Linked DNA regions of Homo sapiens: region 1 is linked to region 2. The links are chromatin loops, found by intact Hi-C in ENCODE. Cell type or tissue: CD14-positive monocyte. All regions are shown on one strand.

Evidence for each region. Hi-C counts contacts between places; a loop is a spot of excess contacts. Peaks named below come from ENCODE experiments on the same cell type or tissue, not always from the same donor. Only the 100,000 strongest peaks of a DNase experiment are listed, where the experiment ranks them.
Region 1: a loop joins it to region 2, with 2.1 times the contacts of the local background. A loop is called at or near these places in 17 of 110 quality-filtered maps.

Annotation. Positions count from the first base shown.
Region 1 is chr20:5,765,650-5,773,649 of GRCh38, forward strand. SHLD1 (shieldin complex subunit 1) reads left to right here. Exons shown (of 3, transcript NM_152504.4): 2 at 7,213-7,394. The coding sequence starts at 7,217. Among named protein-coding and RNA genes, the nearest start is that of SHLD1, 19 kb to the left of the region's middle. In CD14-positive monocyte, no CTCF peak of the experiment used is centred here; a DNase peak (open chromatin) is centred at 4,792; H3K4me3 peaks cover 896 bases; H3K27ac peaks cover 817 bases.
Region 2 is chr20:5,591,923-5,599,922 of GRCh38, forward strand. It overlaps GPCPD1 (glycerophosphocholine phosphodiesterase 1), which reads right to left. Exons shown (of 20, transcript NM_019593.5): 3 at 6,803-6,899; 4 at 1,405-1,489. Among named protein-coding and RNA genes, the nearest start is that of GPCPD1, 15 kb to the right of the region's middle. RefSeq lists a silencer at 1,301-1,595. In CD14-positive monocyte, no CTCF peak of the experiment used is centred here; no DNase peak of the experiment used is centred here; H3K4me3 peaks cover 1,266 bases; H3K27ac peaks cover 3,449 bases.

The DNA.
Region 1 (8,000 bases), 170 kb after region 2:
TACTTGCTGGCCCAAGGTTGTTCACACCACAGGAAGGGTTTAATCTGCCTCCACTTCTGGTTTTTTACTTCCGTACAAATTCACTGAGTCCCAAATAATGTATTTTATACGCACAAATCCTTTTTTTTTTTTTTTTTTTTTTTTTTTAAGTAGAGGACAGGGTTTCACTATGTTGGCCAGGCTGGTCTCAAACTCCTGACCTCACGTGATCCACCCATCTCGGGGTCCCAAAGTGCTGGGATTACAGACATCAGCTACTGCGCCCAGCTGACATGTCTTCTTTTTGTGGTCCAGTTCCCAGTTTGTGATGTATTTGGCATTTAAGTGATTCTGAAAACAAAGAAAATATAGGTATCATTTCAATGTGCTATTTGTTTTCAAAAAGGATTCCATTCATTTCATATTGCTGATGACACTCTCAGTTGATGGTTGATTTCACGGCACCTTTGCAGGCAGGCAGGATATGCCAGCATCATTCATTGACCCGTTTGTTCCCTTCCAGAAGCCTCTAGAGCAGAGTGTTAGGTAACATGAAGGGAGAAGGGGGAGGACAGAGTTGCCTGGTGCAGAGGTGTTTGCTGAAGCTTCAGGCTTGGTTGGCTAATATAGAACCTGTGAAAAGACAGGATGTTCTTGCTTCTTTAGGAACCTTGATCACTCCATTCCTTTCAAGACCAACCAGCTGATAGCTTGGCTCACTCTCAGCCTGAGCGAATGTGTACAACAGCACGTGACTGGGTGTCCTCAAACAAAAAGATCTTGCCAGGTCTCACTGTTGATTTGTTTTAATATGTCTCCTATCTTTGCCTAATCGCATGGTAGTTTAGGCTGCAATACTGGGGCTATGCAGACACAGGATGCTGGGAGGACTTTTGGCTGCGTTCATCCTAGCTTGGCTGCTTTCGAGATGTGTTTCCCTGGGCAAGTGACTTTACTACTCTCTGTGTCTGAGTCTGACTGTTAAAGAGGGTACTGATAGGATTACCTGCCTCATAGGGTTGTGACAGATGAAGCTCTTAGCACAATGCCTGGCCTCTAACAAGCATTCAATAAATGGGAACTACTCTTATGATTACACTGCTCATGTTATTCTGAAATTACTTCTTTTTAAAATTAATTATATTTTTTCTCTTCTTATAGCGTCAGGGTCTGGCTATGTTGGCCAGGTTGGTCTTGAACTCTTGGCCTCAAGCAGTCCTCCCACTTCTGCCTCCCAAAGTGCTAGGATTACAGGCTTGAGCCACCATGCCCAGTCTGAAATTACTTCTTTCATGCAAACATATGTTTTTGAGATCTTTGAAGTTCTGACTGTCGTTTTAACAGCTGCATAGGATGCCATAATTTGGATATTGCCTCCTCTGAAAACTGTTTCTTTTCCTGTCACCTCTAACCCAGTTAATAAAAAACCCAGTCACCGAAACTGTCTCTCCTTGTTGACTCTCAGCTCCTCTTTAACACATTTCTCCATTCACATTTTCTTTTCTTTTCTTTTCTTTTCTTTTTGAGACAGAGTCTCGCTCTGTCACCCAAGCTGGAGTGCAGTGGCACAATCTCGCATCACTGTATCCCCAACTGCCTGGCTCAAGTGATCATCCCATCTCAGCCTCCCGAGTTGCTGGGACTACAGGCATGCACCACTCTGCCTGGCTAACATGTATTTTTTAAATTTTTAATAGATACAAGGTCTTGCTATGTTGCCCAGGCTGGTCTCAAATTCTTGAGCAGCAATCCTCCTGCCTCAGCCTCCCAAAGTGGTGGGATTACAGGTATCAGCCACCGCGCCTGGCCTCTTTATTCATTTATTAAGTTCTACTCTCATTTCAGTTAGTAAATCTATTCTTAATCTCTCTGAATCTATTCTTGACCCGTGGGTCCCTGACCTCATTCATGTGCTCTTCCTTTCCCACCCGGACCACTGCAGGCGAATGAATTCTTGTTCATGAGATTGCCTGCCACCAGGCTTAAGTGCGACAAGTCCACCTGCTACCCAGCTGTCAAATCTGCAGATCTGACCTGATAACTGCTCTGCATGTGCCCATGGCACTCATGACACCTGGTGCCAGCTATCATAAGAGTTATTGATGACAGCAACTTATGAGTCAGAGAGTAATGGAGGGGTAGGGAACACCTAGTGTAATGTCCAAATGCTGAATCCACTAAGCCACCTTGGAGGTTTCCAGAGCTTAATTAAAGAGTCTTTGTATCCAAGTTGCTGATAGCAGCCAGGCCTTCCCAGAGCTGGCTACAGGAGGAGAAGGGCTCTGTAGCCATCCAGCTGAGACCACAGAGTTTGTCCTTTCCCGTTTACTCACTGAGTGACGAATTCTTTTTTTTTTTTTTTTTGAGACAGAGTCTTGCTTTTTCACCCAGGCTGGAGTGCAGTGGTGTGATCTCGGCTCACTGCGACCTCTGCCTCCCGGGTTCAAGCAATTCTTGGGCCTCAACCTCCCAAGTAGCTGGGATTACAGGTGTGTGCCACCATGCCCAGCTAATTTTATAGTTTTAGTAGAGAAGAGGTTTCACCATGTTGGCCAGACTGGTCTGAAACTGCTGACCTCAGGTGATCCACCCGCCTTGGCCTCCCAAAGTGCTGGGATTACAGCACTTGAGCCACAACGCCCAGCCAATTCTTGACACTCACTTTAAACCCCTGATACGCTGTGGCACTGTGCTTGTCCGAGCTGGTTCTTCCTGAGTGCACACTTTCCCCTAGCCATGGCTGGCCTGCCCCACGCTTGGGGAGAACCTCTTCCAGAAAGCCTCCTGCCCCTTCTGGGCTCTTCTGTCTTGACTCACTGTGTTAACAAGGTATGTGTCTGTGTTTGGGTCACTCCAAACTAGGAGGGAAGGGTCTGTGACATTCACCTTTGTGTTCCCAGTGCCTGGCACCAGGCCTGTCACATTAAATAATTGACTGACTGCATGTTTGGTCCGTAGAGGAAAATGCAAATCACCTGTAATCATATTACCCAGATAACTAGTGAAATTAATTCACTGGATATACCCTTCTAGACATTTTTCCTCCTAGCTTTATCTATCTATATTTCTTACACATACATCTTACACATGGCATTTTATTTTATATAATCTGGATCAAACCCTACTTAATGTTTTAGAACCTTTTTACATTGAATATATCATGTGTGTGTATGCACGTGGGCACATTGGCTGGGAATCAAGCCCAGGTCAACTGCTTGGAAGGCGGCTATGCTCACCACATTTAACGTATCATGGACAGTTCTTCTCATGTAATTGTTTTTTTTTTTTTTTTTGGTAAGACACAGGTCTCACTCTCGTTTGGGCTGGAGTGCATTGGCACAATCACAGCTCACTGCAGCCTTGACCTCCCAGGCTCAAGTGATCCTCCCAACTCTGCCTCCTGAGTAGCTGGGACTATAGGCACATGCCACCATACTTGGCTAATTTTTAAAATTTTTTGTAAAAATTGGGTCTTGCTATGTTGCCCAGGCTGGTCTTCAACTCCTGGGCTCAAGAGATGCTTCTGCCTCGGCCCCGCAAAGTGCTGGAATTACAGGCGTGAGCCACTGCACCCAGCCTTATCAAATATTCTTGTAGGCCTTGAGTTATGGTGCTGTGTGGTATTTCATTGAGAGAGTGCTCTCTGATTGAACCATTCCCTTTTCTGACATGCAGTTTATTTTCCAGCTGAAATTATTAATGTTTCTTCTCTGCTGAGAGCAATTCTTTCTCATGATGAAGAAAACAGGGTAAACAAATACTGAGTTAAAGACCATCAATAGCAGGGGAAAGTACAGCAGTCCTGCCTTACCCTTGAGGTGGACTACGGACCCCCCAGGGGATACCCGAAATGGCAGATGGTACTGAACCCAATATGTACTACGTTTTTTCCTATGCATATATACATACCTATGATAAAGGTTAATTTATAAATTAGGCACAGTAGGAGATGAACAACAAAACTAATAATAGAACAGTTATTAAAATATACTGTAATATAAGTTATGTGAATGTGGTCTCTCTCTCAAAATATCTTATTGTACTATAGTCACCCTTCTTTTTGTGGTGATGTGAGATGATGAAATGCCTACGTGGCTGAGCACTGTGGCTCACACCTGTAATCCCAGCACTTTGGGAGGCTGAGACGGGTGGATCATCTGAGGTCAGGGGTTCGAGACCAGCCTGGCCAACATGGCAAAACTCCGTCTCTACTAAAAATACAAAAATTAGCCAGGTGTGGTGGCACATGCCTGTAATCCCAGCTGCTTGGGAGGCTGAGGCAGGAGAATCGCTTGAACCCAGGAGGCGGAGGTTGCAGTGAGCCGAGATTGTGCCATTGCACTCCAGCCTGGGCAACAAGAGTGAAACTCCTTCTCAAAAAAAAAAAAAAAAAAAAAAGGAATTACCTATGTGATGAGATGAAGAGAGGTGAATGGCGCAGGCACTGTTAGTGTTCGGCTACTATTGACTTTCTGAGGTTACATCAGAAGGAGGATCCTCTGCTTCAGGCAATACTGGATCATTGAGCCATGAAGATCTCAATGCTTGGGGATCCTTGATAGTGTTTTTTGATGAAAACTTTTGGAAGAACATTCTAATCAGAGGTTGTTGCCTTTCTCTAACTCAAAAGTGTTGCTGCGAAGTTGTAGGCGATTTTAAGCTGCATTCCATCTGAGGATCATATGCCATAATTTTGTGCTTTAATGTCAGTGCAGTTTGAAACACTTCAGCAAATTTTAGTAATGTCCACATGGCTGGTTCTGGTTTAGTTTTTTCTTCATCTTCCTCTTCCTCTGTGGAGGACATGAAAGTTCTTCCAGTTCCTCATTTGCTAACACTTCTCAAAGGCCTTCAGTATGTCCTTCTATTTCATCAAGCATATCAGCAAATCCTTCTCCATCAACTTGTCTTGTTGCATGGATGATTTTCCTAATTCATCTATCAATTTCAGGCAAGCCTTTAAAATCATTCACAACTTCCACTCCATCAGTCCTTCCAGCAGGCATTTGGTTTGTGGTTTAATTCATCCATTGCAACTTGATGAGTGCTATTGCATCAGCAATAGTGAATGATTTCCAGCACTACATTATTTCCAGTTTAGGGTCTGCATCCATTGCTGTTGAATGTGATCAAATACCAGGCAGATGTATGTGGCCTTGAGAAAATGAATGATGTCCTAGTCAAGCGGCTGAAGCAAAAGGTTGTATTTGCAGGTAAAAATACAACCTCAGCATTTTCATTTTCATGGCAAACAGATTCAGGATGGTTAGGTACATTATCTATTATTAATAGGTCCTTAAATTCCAGCCCTTCCTCTTTCAAATATTTTTTCACTTCTGGGAACCATTGATACATTGGTGGAACCACTCTATAAACAAGACAGCTGTCACCCATACTTTCTGATTATATGGCTAGAACACAAGCATAAATAATTTTTGGTTTTGCTTTTGAGAGCACATGGGTTCTTTGCTCTGTACACTATGCTTAGCTTTATCATATGCCCTGCAGCGTTGCCACAGAGTACCAGAGTTAATCTGGTACTTTCCAGTCTTTTCATGCTTTATGCCCTGGTGCTTCCTTTGCACTTTTATGAATGTAGGTTCTATTGGTCATCTTCTTCCAGAAGAGGCCAGTTTTATTGCAATTGAAGACTTGCTGTGTATGGTATCTTTTCTCCTTAATCTACTTCTTCAAGTCTGCTAAAAATGTTGCAGCAGCTTCTTCACTGGCAAATGCAACCTTTTTAGTAATTTTTATGCTTTTCAGCCCAAACCTATTCTTGAATCTGTGTAACTGTCCCTTACTTGCAGTAAATGGCTTGGTGTCACTTGTTTCAGGGGATCCTTGCTGATGTCTTTGTGTAGGTTCTGTGCTTTCTGGTACAACACACTGCTATCAGAACACCTTTCTGTTCATATCTTCCACGCACAAATGTAAGGCCTTTTTCATCTTAACTAAGCACTTATGTACTGTGGCCATAACTCCATAACTTTTTTTTTTTTTTGAGACAGAGTCTTGCTCTGTAGCCCAGGCTGGAGTGCAGTGGTGCAATCTCGGCTCACTACAACCTCCGTGTGGCTATAACTTTTGCAGTTTGAGGTGTGTCAGCAAGACTAACATGAATTTCTTTTTCCTTCTTCACAATTTCACGGATAGAAGATTCATTGTTACAGTAGATCTTAGTAGCCTAGGCATATGATTTTTTTCTTTGCTTATTGAGTTGAGAACTTTTACCTTTTTTTTTTTTTTTTTTTTTTTTTTTTGAGATGGAGGTTTGCTCTTGTTGCCCAGGCTGGAGTGCAATAGCACGGTCTCCGCTCACTGCAACCTCCGCTTCGCAAGTTCAAGGGATTCTCTTGCCTCTGACTCCCAAGTAGCTGGGATTACAGGCACCCACCACCAAGCCTGGCTAAATTTTTGTATTTGTAGTAGAGACAGGGTTTCACCATGTTGGCCAGGCTGGTCTTGAACTCCTGACCTCAGGTGATCCACCCACCTCAGCCTCCCAAAGTGCTGGGATTACAGGTATGAGCCAGTGTGCCTGGCCAACTTTTACCTTTTTGCCTAAAGAAAGTATTTTGTGGCCTATCTTTGGCATATCTGACTTGCTGGCATCACTACTCTTGTGTTTTGGGGCCATTAATAAGTAAAATAAGGGTTACTTGAACACAAGCACTGTGATACCACAACAGTCCATCTGGTAACTGAAAAGGCTACTGAATGACTAAGGGGCAGGTAGCATGTACAGTTCAGATACGCTGGACAGGGGTAATTAATGTCCCAGGTGGGATGGAGTGGGACAGCATGAGATTTCATTACAATACTCAGAATGGTGCACAATTTGAAATTTATGAATTGTTTATTTCTGGAGTTTTCCATGTAATATTTTTGAACCACAGTTGGGTGAGATCAACTGAAACTGCAGAGAGCAAAATCGCACATAAGGGGGGACTACTGTAAATCATTCTGATTTCACTGTTGTTTGACCTTTAAAATTTTTTGGGTGGGTATGGTGGCTCACACCTATAATCCCATCACTTTGGGAGGCTGAGGTGGGAGGATTGCTTGAGCCCAGGAGTTCAAGACCAGCCTGGGCAACTTAGTGAGACCTGATCTCTACAAAAATAAAAATAAAAATAAAAAACAAATAAAATTCTTCAAGCTCTGTCTCCAATGAAGGATCCTGCTATGTGGTGCCTTTTGTACTGAATTGTTTTCTTTTTTCCATGGCAGGACTATGGCAGCCAGGGACGCCACTTCAGGCAGCCTGTCAGAGGAGAGCAGTGCTTTGGACCTGCCATCAGCGTGTGACATAAGAGATTACGTCCTGCAGGGACCCAGCCAAGAAGCCAACAGCGAGGCTTTCAGTTCTTTGGAATTCCATTCTTTTCCTTATTCTTCTGATGTGGATCCAGGTAATAAGCAGAGTTTAAAACAAACTAACTTAAAAACAACTAGCAGCAATACGGGTGTGTGATAGTTTGTTTCTCTCTCTTCCAATAGCAGATCTCTGAGAATGCTTCATTGTCTTAGGCAGAAAAACATCTTACCTAAGCAAAGCTTTCAGGAGGAACTTCAAAGGACAGCTTACCTGGCACAGCAATGACAAGGAGCTGTTTCCTGGATGTCTTTTTGTTATTGTTGCTGTTAATCTCAGGTCTCTTTCTAATCTCCCTCAAAATGAATTCAGAAGCAGGGGAATATTTGGTTCAACAAAGAGAGAGTGGAATTTTTTTTTGTTTTGTTCTTTTAAAACTTCAGAAAATAGCAATGTGGGCCTGTTATGTGTGATGAGTAATAAAAATAGAGACTTTAGCATTCCTTGTATGAAGTATGCTGTGGATTTAAGTAACAACCTTTCTACAAGGTTTCCTGACTAGATTGCCGAAACATCTATTATTTAAACTAATGATAATTCCCTGATGTAGGTAGTGGCCGTCTTTAGTGGTAAAGCCCTCTCTTTCATATTAATTACCTGATCTGAGTCTGGAGGCCCGCAGACCTGGATTTATTTATTTATT
Region 2 (8,000 bases):
AACTTTTGCAAGTATTACAAGGAGAAAAACTTGTTTTTACTGTTAAGCAGACTTCTTGCCAATTTTTTCAAAAGGTATTTTGGACTGATCTGCTGCTTTTGGTAACATTTTCAATGAAGAGGATAAATACTTAGGTTGGCTTAATTTGACCTGTGTTGACAATAGTCTTACTTTAGAAAACTATGCCCAAAGAACTCATTATCATCTTTCTCATCCAAACTCCCCTAAGTAAAATTTAGTTGGTTTCACATATTACAAAGCTAAATTTCATATACCAGGATCCTCAGGTAAACTTTCCATATCTATGACCTATGTATCTACACACAATTGCTTAAGTTATACTAAAGAACTTTACCATGATGCATAACCCCATGCCAAATAAATGAGATGCCCTTTTCTTAAGTTAAAGTGAAACTATTGTCAAGAAAAGCCAACACAATGATCAACCACAATGTAATTTAAGTTCAATTACTGTGTATTCACAAAATATTCTTGGAACAAGAAACGTAATAGGTGCAAAAGACAGCTAAAGTGGGTTTGTCATTTTTTGTCATTTTGTCTCTTTTCTTTGTATAATGGTGGCTAAGAGCACGAGGTAACAGTGGCTGCTTGCATTTTTCACACGTAACAAAAACACTTAATGACTCCCAAAGGAAATACATTTTTTAACAAGAGCTAATCCATGATTTGTATCCTAGACCCCTGCCTAAACCCTTGTTCATATGCAGCCCAAGGGTGTCAAATGTAAAAGTCTGAAGGAAAAGAATCCTTTCAGCAAATAAGTATCTTTAGAATAAAAGGAAAATGATTAACTTTTTTTCTTTTCTGAATATGAAAACAATCCCAAAATAATGAATTGTGAACAGGCAAATTTAGAATAGATATGCCAAAGGCCTCCAGAAAAGATAGGGGTCTTATCAATAACATCTTTGAAAAAATCTAAAAGGAATCAATTAAATTTTGATCAGAGTTAACACAGCCACTAAGAGATGGCTGCTGTGAAATAATTTTTTTAATTACTCACTTAAAACAGGCTATATACTTCTCTAAATGTATTTACATCACATAAGGATTAAAAAACAAAACCAAAAGTAAAAGCTCTGCAAGTGGTTCCTAACTAGTTTACAAAAGTTACCGAAAATGCACACTTACAGAGAACACATTAAAACCAATTTCATAAGAATACTGCAGAACATACTTACTATGTCTTTTTAAAATTCCATGGCAGACATCATCTGCCTCTGAAGTGGCTACTTCCTTGGTTTTGGTAAATTTTATTAATCAAGAGTTCTATTCCTTATTTGACCAAAGCAAATGCATTTTACTTTGAACGTGTTCAAACTTAAGTGAGTTGCTTTTGAAGGAAGTGCTAAAGGAATTGGAAACTAGATAAAGAAAACATACCTTTGGTTCTAAAAAGTACCCTTTGAAGTAGCGATACTGAACTGATACTCCTCTACTGAGTACAATGGTTGCTTTCCATAGCATGCTGTGAAGAAAGAAAATTAAAAGCAGCAGCATCAATATCAAACTACAGTGCATAAAGACTTCTTAATTCACAAAACTCCTCAAATAAAACGTATGACCAATATCACTTATTTATTCCTACACAAAATTTTACAGGCCTACTCTGTAGCAGGCAATGGGAACACAGGGGTATATACTGCAGAAAGAGCCTTATCTTCAAAGAGCTTCCTTTGCTGTGTGGGTAGACAGAAAAATAACCAAAGAAGATAGACAGAACGAAGTTCTGGAGGAGGCTTTTAAAAGGAAGGAAGGTTTTAATGAGGAAGCGCTGTCTGAGCTCAGGTCTAAATGATGAGAAGGAACCAGCCATATAAAGAGCCAGGATAAGTTTCCAAACAGAAAATTCAAGTTGTACAAAAGTGGAAGCCAGAGTCAGAATCTTCTGTGACTTCCCACTTAGCGAGGGATGTTACATGGCTGATAAGAGACTTTGGGTCGCAGCTTTTGTGTCACAAATGAGAGATAAACATGAGTTACACTCCTATTCTTGACTATCCGTTATTCTAAGCTGTCCTACCCAGGCTCTGGCTATTCCTCAGACAAGCAGTCAGAACCTGTATCTTGTTTCAGGCCAATGTCTTTCTCTGAACTATGTTATTCTAACAGAAACTAAAGATTTGACTCAACAGCTGCCTTAAGGTCAAGAATTCACTACAATTCATTACTGTAACTGAGTTTTAGCTTCAAATAATAAACTAGTGCTATCCACAGCATGGTCCCAGACCATCATTAGTAGCTGGGAGCTTCTTAGAAATGCAAATTCTCAGGCCCTACCCAGACTTATTGAATTAGGAACTCTGGGGGTGGGGGCCCAGTAACCTGTATTTTAACAAGCCTCCAGGTAACTTTTTTTTTTTTGAGACGGAGTCTTGCTCTGTCACCCAGAGTGAAGTGCAGTGGCGCGATCTCAGCTCACTGCAAGCTCCGCCTCCCGGGTTCATGCTATTCTCCCACCTCAGCGTCCCCAGTAGCTGGGACTACAGGCACCCGCCACCACGCCTGGCTAACTTTGTTTTTTTATTTTTAGTAGAGACGGGTTTCACCGCATTAGCCAGGATGGTTTCGATCTCCTGACCTCATGATCCAACCGCCTCGGCCTCCCAAAGTGCTGGGATTACAGGCATGAGCCACCAGGCCCGGCCGCCTCCAGGTAACTTTTATAAACACTTTGAGAACCCCTGTCATAGACCATTAACCAAACGTTAATTCAGCATGAGTAGTTTAGCCCTACCTGGCTCTGCTAAGACAGGTTTTAGGGCATTGTCCTTACTCTGATACAAGCTTAGCTCCTAAAATAAATACAGATATAGCTCATTGTATTGCACTTTATTATACTTCACAGATACTGTGTTTTTTACAAATTGAAGGTCTGTGGCAAACTTGAGTCGAGCAAGTCTATCAGTGCCATTTTCCCAACAACATGTGCTTACTTCGTGTCTATGTCACAGTTTGGCAAATCTCATAATGTTTCAAACTTTTTTGTTATTATTATATCTGTTATGGTGATTGCATGCTACAGAAAAATCTTTCATGAAAGGAACAGTTAATCAATGTAGTAAACTTCACTGTCTTATTTTAAGAAATTGACACTGTCCTTCAACCTTCAGCAACCACGACTCTGATCAGTTAGCAGCCATCAACATTGAGACAAAACTCTCCACCAGCAAAAAGATTGCAATTCACTAAAGGCTCAAATGATTGTATCATTTTTTAGCAATAAAGTATTTTTTAATTAAGGTATGTACATTTTTAAAAATCACTGCTTTAAACAAACCAACATGGAACATGTATATATATGTAACAAACCTGCACGTTCTGCACATGTACCCTAGAACTTAAAGTATAATAATAAAAAATAAATAAATAATAAATAAGTAAAAATCACTGCTTTAAAGCAAGAATAGCAAATGCTGCCAGGCGTGGTGGCTCACGCCTGTAATCCCAACTCTTTGGGAGGCTGAGGTGGGCGGATCATGAGGTCAGGAGTTCAAGACCAGCCTGACCAACATTATGAAACCACATTTCTACAAAAAATATAAAAATTAGCCAGGCGAGATGGCACAAGCCTGTAATCCCAGCTACTCAGGAGGCTGAGGCAGGCGAATCACTTGAACCTGGGAGGCTGAGGTTGCAGTGAGCCCAGATCGCGCCACTGTACTCCAGCCTGGGTGACAGAGTGAGATTCCATCTCAAAACAAAAACAAAAACAAAAACAAAAAAAGAATAGCAAATGCTTGACACATGTTCCCTATTTTTCCCCAATAAGCCTCAGAATCCTTTTCAACAGAGGTTTCCAGGTGGACTCTTCCAATTAAGAATAGAAAGTTGCCATTTCTGCTACCCCAAAAAGAAAAAAAGGGGGGGGGACAAATTCCCAGTACTACCTCATCTCCAAAACAGCCAGTTGGAGCATGTGAAACTAGCCCCACTAGTGCAGAGTAGAATTACTAATAAGCTGTGAAAAACGTGCTGCCGCCTCTCCCTCAGCCATTATTTCTCAATCTCCAGGAGCAGGATCTAGGTATGTGTATTTTTTTTCAAGTCCTCCCAAGTGATTCTAATGCGATCCCTGGTAAAGAACCACTAAATGAAAACAAGAGATGAAGAAGGCAAAGCAGTGAGTCTTTTTACTCCACTTGTCTAAGCAAATGTGGCAAATTTAAGAATGAACCAGAACCCAGGCATAGTGGCTTATACCCAGCACGCTGGGAGGCTGAGGCGGGAGGGCAGCTTGAGCCAGGAGTTCACAAACAGCCTAGGTCTCAACACAGTGAAACCTCATCTCTATAAAAAAATTTTAATGAGCTGGGCATGATGGTGTACACCTAGCTACTCGAGAGGCTGAGGCAGGAAGATCACCGGAGCCCAGGAGTTTGAGGTTAGAGTGAACCGAAATCGTGTCATCGCACTCCAGCCTGTGTGACAGAATGAGACCCTGTCTAAAAAATTTTAAAAAAAGAATCAGAACTATTTGGTGAACTAAAGACAAAATAATCTGATGAAATTAAATCAAAACCAGGAAAGACGGGTAGTCATATGGTGGTTTAGTGCAGCTGCCTAATTCTGAATTGCCCTTATATCCTTTCCCAAAATACCATAAAATCTACAAGGAGGGCAAATGAAACCACAAGTGACCCACATCTTCAGCAGTATTAGGAAACAATACCATGACCTTCAAGTTTTCTCTAAGCAGAAAAAAATTCCAGGAGAGCTCTAGCTGCCATGAGCCTGTGGGTAGGGAGAGCTGGTAAGAGAAAGCTTAAGACGCTCCCTGAAAGACAGGGGCACAGCAGACTTAGATGCAGAGCACATTAAAATTCCAAAGAAACACAATTTTAAAACTCACGAATATTGTCTAAAGGCACATGGATTCCTGTGTATCTACTCCCTTCTCCCTGTGAAACACTGTTTATCTGCTACCTGTGAATCAATTCTATTTCATTGTACATGCACAACATATGAACAACTGGTCCTCTTAAAATTGTTAAGTGTCTTATCCTGTTCACATCTTTTTGACCAAGTTGGCTGAAACTGACTTAGGACAGGCAGGGGTGTGTTTTAGAGACAAGTTCAGAAAGATATGAGGTTTCACTTCAGACCAGAGTGGCTGATCTGAAAATCGAAGAAAAAATAGCCACTTGAAGGAAATACTAGTCTGTGAAAGACTAGTAAAGAATATATACTATTAAAGTAATACTATTTACCAACAGAACTCTTATAAGGAGAGCTGAGAATTGGCTGAGAAAATATGTCATACTAGTGACAAACTAGAAAAAAGGGAGTTCTGTGTTTTTTAATTTTCTTTCTCCTAGCTTACATTACTGTTATTTTTTTACTTTCCTTTGTTATTTTCCGTTGCTTTACCACCAGTGCTCCTCAAACTATTTGCTGTGAATGACCAGCATTTTTTGTTTGCTTTACTCAACCTGTCTGGTGACCAATATTCTGATCTACATACCCAGTTCAATGAGATGTGTCCACAGTGACATGCATGGAGTCAAACTGCTATACACATTTCTAAATGCTTGCTCTCAGTTTTTGTATTTCTCACATCATGGATTGATTTTTTTAAAAGTCTTTTGGACTGGTACTGGTGCACAGGCCACATTTTAAGACATGCTGCTCTACAGGAAAATAGAGCCTTAGCAATCACCTAATCGGGCACTGGATATACTTGTATGCTATTTAGGAAAACCTATAACACTTCCAACTATCCACAGTGGGGTAAGTGCCACCTCTGCTGACATCCACTCATCTATGCTAACCCCTTTTTATCATGCAGATGAGGTAACTGAGGCCTACAGACATCAGCCGCCCAAGTTCACACTTAACTGCAGAAGAGTGGCTGACACCCAGATTTACCTTTCTCCATCCACTGTGCCCATACTAAGTTTACTGATGGATTCAATGCCACTAGTGAATACATTTCTTCATATTAGCTAAGCTATCTAAGTATGTGTTCCACTCTCTGCTCCTTTTAACACCACATACTTCAAGGAAATACTTTTATAGGCAAATACAAAAATTAGATCTCTTATCAAGAATATGTACTTACCATTAAAAAAAGAAATCAGAAAAAATTAAAAAGAAGAAAATAATATATAGTGACCAGACAAATGTTAATGCCTTAAAATGTTTCTTCAAATAAGAAAGCAAGGTGGGAGGATCTCAAGTCCAGGAATTTGAGATCAGCCTGGGCAACATAACCAGACACCACCTTTGTGCCAAAAAAAACCCCAAAAAACAAACAAACAAAAAAGTAATGCCATCTCCACACCAAAAACAAAAAACAAAAAAACAACCACAATTAACAAGGCATGGTCATGGGTGCCTATAGTCACAGCTACTCAGGAGGCTGAGGCGCAAGGATCGCTTCAGCCCAGGAGTTCAAGGCTGCATTGAGCTAGGATCACACCACTGTACTCCAGCCTGGGTAACAGAGTGAGACCCTGTCTAACTAATTATGGTGGTAAGTACCTAAAGAACCAGTCAAGAATTAAAAGTATATTCAATTATCCTGAGTTGTAAAAATAAAAAATACATCTAAAAAAAAAAAAAGAAATGAAAGTGGTTGAGAGGCAGGGATTAACAGTAAGAGAGGAACCTGTTTTTCCCACACAAATTTTGTAAAATTATTTCACTCATAAAACTATGCAACGTGATAATGTTGATAAAAATTATAACTAAAAGAAAAAATACCAAGATATCTTAAAAGCCCCTAACATCATAAGGTTAATGTCACAGTTATTCTGTAACCTCACATTTCCATACTCACCTTTCACCTGTGTCATTCTCTGGAAGAAGAGCCACAGCATTTTGAGGATTCCAGTTTCCCAAAGCATCACAGCTTCCACATATCGCAAAAACTTCTCCTAAAGAAACAGAACAATCAGTCACAGAGAAACAGAACAATCAGTCACAGTGGGATAAGCAGGGAAGTTTGCATTAGTTCAACCAGATATGCTGCCCCCTTTAGCAGAGATGAAAGAGCCTCACTAGATATAGGTTTGGGCCCAGGTACCTACCACTCACTAACACCTGCCAATTAACTCGACTCACCTTTCTAGAACCAAAGCCAGAGAAAAGGGGGAAGGCATACGGATGAAGTTTTCTTCATCTGTTCAACTACTCATTGAGCCAGTAACAAGAACCCAAGAGTACAAAAGGGATAAAACCACAGTCTCTGCTTTCAAGACAGCTTCCAATTTTAACAGACAAACACTAAATGCCTATCAGTACTCTAAAGGGTTATTAATCAATATTTTCTAGAAAGTCAAACAGTAGCTACTAATAAGTTTCACATCAAGAACATTATTAAGGCCAGGCGTGGTGGCTCACACCTGTAATCCCAGCACTCTGGGAAGCTGAGGTGGGCGTGTGGGGGCAGATGCCTGTAATCCCAGCTACTCAGGAGGCTGAGGCAGGAGAATTCACTTGAACCCAGGAGGCAGAGGTTGCAGTGAGCCGAAATCACACCACTATACTCCAGCCTGGGCAACAGGGCAAGACTCCATCTCAAAAACAACAGAAACAAAACTGTCAATGAGAGAGCAGAAATGTAATTAAAAACCCATCAAAACAAAGACTTATATAGTTGGAAAATCTAGTACTTCTTGGTTTTTGGAGATGGAGTTTTTCTCTGTTGCCTGGGCTGGAGTGCAGTGTCATGATCTGGGCTCACTGCAACCTCCACCTCCCAGGTTCAAGCAATTCTCCTGCCTCAGCCTCCCTAGTAGCTGGGATTACAAGTGCGCACCATCACAACCGGCTAATTTTTGTATTTTTAATAAAGATGGGGTAACCATATTGGCTAGGTTGGTCTTGAACTCCTGACCTCAGGTGATCTGCCCGCCTTGGCCTCCCAAAGTGCTGGGTTTACAGGCATGAGCCGCCGCGCCCAGCCAAAATCTAGTACTTCTTAACTAAGGTAATGTATCATTTCTTTTGAACACTTATCAATAGACTTTAAAAGC